Linked DNA regions of Homo sapiens: region 1 is linked to region 2. The links are chromatin contacts, found by Hi-C or POLR2A ChIA-PET in ENCODE. All regions are on one chromosome and are shown on one strand. Each heading gives the region's core, a stretch centred on a gene start or an enhancer-like site at or near the end of the contact. The rest is flanking DNA. Distances are from core to core; before and after follow the strand shown. Region 1 overlaps MED13L (mediator complex subunit 13L). Region 2 overlaps MED13L (mediator complex subunit 13L).

What was found. Hi-C counts contacts between places; a loop is a spot of excess contacts on that map. ChIA-PET counts read pairs that join two places held with the same protein, here RNA polymerase II (POLR2A). Pooled maps may share reads with other maps.
Region 1: POLR2A ChIA-PET joins it to region 2 with 20 read pairs in Panc1. The contact joins two enhancer-like sites. A Hi-C loop is called at or near these places in 3 of 50 pooled maps. POLR2A ChIA-PET finds 5 or more read pairs at or near these places in 9 of 52 experiments (AG04450, CD4-positive, alpha-beta T cell, Caco-2 and 6 more).

The regions. Positions count from the first base shown.
Region 1 is chr12:116,256,029-116,258,741 of GRCh38, reverse strand. The region is part of intron 1 of MED13L (mediator complex subunit 13L); the gene reads left to right. Among named protein-coding and RNA genes, the nearest start is that of MED13L, 20 kb to the left of the region's middle. Within about 2 kb of position 1,366, at least 2 of the 41 ENCODE cell types and tissues checked have a DNase peak (open chromatin) inside an H3K27ac peak, as active enhancers do.
Region 2 is chr12:116,052,572-116,055,271 of GRCh38, reverse strand. The region is part of intron 4 of MED13L (mediator complex subunit 13L); the gene reads left to right. Among named protein-coding and RNA genes, the nearest start is that of MIR620, 95 kb to the left of the region's middle. Within about 2 kb of position 1,272, at least 10 of the 41 ENCODE cell types and tissues checked have a DNase peak (open chromatin) inside an H3K27ac peak, as active enhancers do.

The DNA.
Region 1 (2,713 bases), core at 117-2,616, 200 kb before region 2:
TGCAGTGGTGTAATCTCGCTCAGTGCAACCTCTGCCTCCCGGGTTCAAGTGATTCTCCCGCCTCAGCCTCCTAAGTAGCTGGGACTACAAGTGCATGCCACCATGCCAGGCTAATTTTTGTATTTTTAGTAGAGACGGGGTTTCACCATGTTGACCAGGCTGGTCTCGAACTCCTGACCTGAGGTGGTCCGCCCACCTCGGCCTCCCAAAGTGCTGGGATTACAGGTGTGAGCTACCGTGTCCGGCCGTTCTTTTTCTTTTTATAATAAAATTTCCAACCACTCACTAAAAGGAATCTGTATTTCAAGTCAGACCTTTACATGTTCTCACCTCAGAGCTTTTGCTGTTTGTAAAGAGTGCTTGCTGCAGGCGTGCACTGCTTAACTACCAGCTACATGCATTTTCTCATGCTCACAAGATCCTTTTGAGGTAGAGTCTACTATTCTCATTTTTCAGATAAGAAAACTGAAACAAGAAATTTAAGTAGCTTGTCCAAGGTCACACAGGAGCTGAATCTCTTGATTCAAAGCCTGAACTTTTAACCAGTAGTACATTTGTATTTTATGTTTTTCTTTCTTCTATCTAAATTCTTTTAGGACTTCAGTGAAGCTCCTCGTAGCTATTCCAAACATTATTGGTCTCTTTCTTTTTCGAGCCTTTTGAAAATTAGCAGTGTAGACCATATAATTTAGTACAAGTGCTAAGGTAGAAATCACTGGAGCATATAGATTTGCCTGAGATTAATGGAGTGATAATACAGTTTACGTTTTTTTAAAGTTTCATCAGAGATTAATGGAGTAATATACAGCCTACAATTTCTTCCCAGAGATAGGGAAATAGATTTTTTTTTGTCTTAGACTGTTCCAAATTGAGGAATCATTTGGAAAATGAAAAATTATAAAGATAGCTTATTGTTTTGATTGATGACTGGGGCAAGGTTAAAAAACCTACATAACCATGTGATCTAAAAAATAAAAATGATCACCTCGATAAAAGTCTTTCAGTTTTTTTTAAAGTAAAAGCCAGTTATTAAAATAATGTCAAAATGATTTAGTATCACAATCATATGCTTATTTAAAAATAGACAAATAGCTTAAAAAGTAATCTCTTTTTCTGTACAGGCAGCTTGGAGGCCTGCATTTTACAACTGATTTGGTTGTCAAGGGATCTGGGCTCTTTCTGTCTTGTTACTACACTGTTCTTAGTTTATGGCATATAGTTCAAGATGGCTATTCAGACTCCAGTCATCAAGGTTGCATTCTAGGTTAGGAGGAGGTGGAAATGTGGGAAGGACACACCGTCCTTTAAGGAAACCTCCAGGAAGTTGCCTACAACACTTCTGGCCATACTTCAAGGCCTTACTTAACTGCAGGGAGGCTGGGAGATGTAGTTCTTTAAGTGGGCATGTTGTTATCCACAGCAGTGTAAAGTGTATGTTACTATGGGGGAAGGAGCCACTCATGTTTGTGTAGACAGTGCCTGCCTCGTAAATAATATACGTTTCTGTTTATAGTCTGTTACTGCAGCTGAGAAGCAAACCATCTTAATATCACTAATGAACTTCATTAAATAGTTCAATTCCCAGAAATTTCACAAGAATTCTCTTATAGTTAAGGTTAACAAATACAAATCATTTAATCAGTGTCCTGAAGTAGTCAGACATGAAAATAATTTATTTGAAAATATTGTGTATACCTCTAAACGATTTACACTTACCAGGAGATGTGCAAGATGATACTTTGGTTTTATTAAAAGTAGTTTGTTTTGGGCTGGGCACGGTGGCTCATGCCTGTAATCCCAGCACTTTGGGAGGCCGAGGTGGGCGGTCAAGAGATTGGGGCCATCTTGGCCAACATGGTGAAACCTCGTCTCTACTAAAAATACAAAAATTAGCTGGGCGAGGTGGCGCACGTCTGTAGTCCCAGCTACTCTGGAGGCTGAGGTGGGAGAATCGCTTGAACCTGGGAGGTGGAGGTTGCAGTGAGCTGAGATCAATCCACTGCACTCCAGCCTGGCAACAGAGCAAGATTCCATCTCAAAAAAAAAAAAAAAAAAAAAAGTAGTTTGTTTTCTTTGAGAGATTGTTTACATGTATTCTTCCATTAATACATACATTTCTTATTACATTTATTGAGGTATACTTTACATACAATAAAATATACTCACTTTAAGTGTACGGTTTCATAATTTTGACAAATGTGTATATCTGTGAAACCACTGAAATCAAAGTAGAGAACATTTTTATGATGCAAAAAAGTTCATACATGTCCTTTTGCAGTCAGGGTCTCCCCCTTGCCCCTCAGCCTTCCTCCCCTCCAGGCAACTACCAATCTGCTGTTACTGTAGAATCATTTTGCCCTTTCTAGAATTTTTAATAAATGGAATCATATAGTATGTAATCCTTATTTCTGGTTTCATATTATTGCTTAAGTAGGGTTTTTTTTTTTTTTTGCTAAATAGTAGTCTCTTTTTTGGATATGCCACAATTTGCTGTTGGCTGTGAAAATTAATGTACTGCTTTTTGTGTGGGACATATGTTTTTATTTCTGTAAATAACTAGGAGTTTCACTTTATAAAGAACTGCCAAACTTGCAAAAAATAAAATGTTTGTATCATTTAATATCCCATGAGTTTTATAGGAGTTCTAATTGCTCTGCATTCTTGCAGCATGTAGTACAATGAATTTTTACAAATTTCAGCCATCCTTGTGGCG
Region 2 (2,700 bases), core at 23-2,522:
TAGCTTTATCAACTTTTATAAGGTGTATACATCCTTATTTCTAGCATTCAGATCAAGAAACAATATTACCAACTTCTTAGAAGCACCCCTTATGCCTCTTTTTAGTCATTTCCCCCTCAAAGGGATCACTATTTCAATACCACTGTAGATCAATTTTACAGAGTTTTAAACTTTATTTAGTTAATAGCGTATACTTTATGCTGAGTTTTGTATCTTATTTCTCTCAGTGTTAAATTTCTGAAATCCATTTGTCTTATGTATAGTTGCAGTTTGTTTTTATTTTTATTTAATCCCTTGCATGTTAATATACCACAATTTATGTATTCTGTGGGTTGACATTGATTTATTATTACTTTGGGGCTATTATGAATAATCCTGCTAAGAACATTCTGGCACATATTTTCTATTGGGTATATACCTAGGAGTGGAATATTGAAACACAGAGTAGCAGGCACATGTTCAGCTTTAATAGATACTGCCAAGCAATTTTCCAAACTGGCTGTACCAACTTAGATTCTCACCAGCTGTATATGAAAGTTGTTGTGTGTCCTGTCCGCACTTGGAATTGTCTTTTCTTTTAATCATTCTGGTGCCCTTGAGCTTTTTACTGATGATTGTATCACTTAAATAGGATTTCAGCTGGACAGTAGGAGTCATTACCGTTAAGTATCTAGTTATTAATGTTTACATGAAAGCTATTCTTTTCTGATTATGCTTGAAAGTAAGGCTATTATAGAGTCATGTGCAAAAGAAAAGTACTTAACATGCTTAAGTTGTACTCTTGGAGTTCTAAATAGTAGGTACTCAAAGAAGGTATACAGGTAGAGTGGTGGGAAACTTTGGCAGAGTTCTCACTGATTGTTACATGATTGTTACTCGGTTTTTATTCTGAATATATTTTGGTTTTAATCAAGGTATTACACATATTAAACCAAGAGAAAGACATGATGTGTGGGATATGATATTTTCTGGAGTGGGATTTGGATACCAGAGTATAGAACATGAGAAAATGCAGGAGGAAATGAGGGTAAGACGTACGTGTGTGTGTGTGTGTGTGTTTGTGTGTGTGTGTGTGTGTAATAGTTGTTAAATTACTCTAAGTAGTAGAACTGTTTTTCAAATGAAATCTTTGGCAGAATTCCCTTTGTGTTGACGTGGAGCAGAGCAGTGAGCATGGGGAACTTGCTGGACAATGGGGCATCATTGCATAAGTCTTGGACTTCACGGCTGGCAGACAATTTGTAAGCAGCCTTTCTAATGTAAAGTAGATGTGATGAAACACTGGACTTGTAGGCCAAAGCCGAGGTTTGATTATCAGCTGGACCTTTGCCTCTGTGACCCTGGGGAAGTTACTTTAACTCCTTGAGCTTGTGGTGTCATCTAAAATGGGGATACTAGCATACCTCTAATGAGCTTTATAGAGGTAAAAAGAGCTAAAATGAGCTGATTTAAGGTGAAAGCCTTTTGCTAATGGTTACTGAACTATAACCAGTTTTTATCATGCCATTTCAGTTAAGGTTGTAAAGTTCAGAGCTTTGAGAGTGTAGAATCTTTGATTAGTCAGATCTAAAGTATGACTTTGCCCCTTCCAAGTTATATGACCTTAGGCAAGTGACTTTAGCTCCCTCCCCTTCCTCCCTTCTGCTTCAAAGTAGGGGTAATAATTTAATGCCTACCTTAGAGTTGTTGTGAGAATTAAGGATATATTTAAAACACTTAGAATACTGCCTGGCAAAGTAAACACTCAAATATTAATAACTCTTAGTATTTCCTTTCCTGGATAGCCTTCCTTTCTAAGCATCCAGTCTCATATTATCCGAATCCTAAAAGTCCTTCAGGCCCAACTTTAGTCCTAACTCCTCCACAGTGCCTCTTGATTCTCTCAGCCAGAATAATGTCTTCCTAAATTTTACAGACCTAAGCTTTTCTTCTGGTATTTATGTATACCTTCGATTATACTTATTTATGGTCATATTTTACTTTTTCTTCTAGAAGAGTATAAATTCCTTAAGGATAGGGATTATGTTTTATGTTTTACTCATGTTTTTAACTCCCTAATCACTTGTATCTGTGCAATAATTTAGAAGTCATTGAATAAAAAGGAATTTTTTACTTTTTAATAAGAAACTATAATTAGTGCTGTGGTTTTCTTGCTTTCTTACATAGTGCATGACACATGGAGAAAATGTTTTCCGTAAATCTTTCAGAAAGACAGATATTTGCATAATAAATGGAATAATGGATTATATATTTTATTTTCTAGAAAATGTCTTAGGCTTATTCAGTGCTTTTTAAGACGTTAATGATGATGCTTGCCTTACATGACTTACTATTAATATGTTGCCCATCAGTTTTACTGAAATGCATTTGACTTTCTCATTTAATCAAAATACATTAAACACTCCATAATTAATGTATGGATTATTCTTGTAAATTCTTCCTTGTTAATTTTTCATACCTGGTTAGCATCTTCTAGGCACCCAGCACCCTGTTCCCCTGCTTCCTCTTCCCAGTCTCTGGGTCTGTCTCAGAGACTGAGGATATAAGCAGTTTGTGCTATTAGCCTAAGCAAAGCAAGATTGGGATGGCTAATTTGTCAAAATGGTGTAATGCAAACCAGAATCTTAACACATGATTAGTGATTTTTGTTCTTAACTAACTGACATTTAAGAGTGAATGATGCTTTCCAACTTTTCCCCC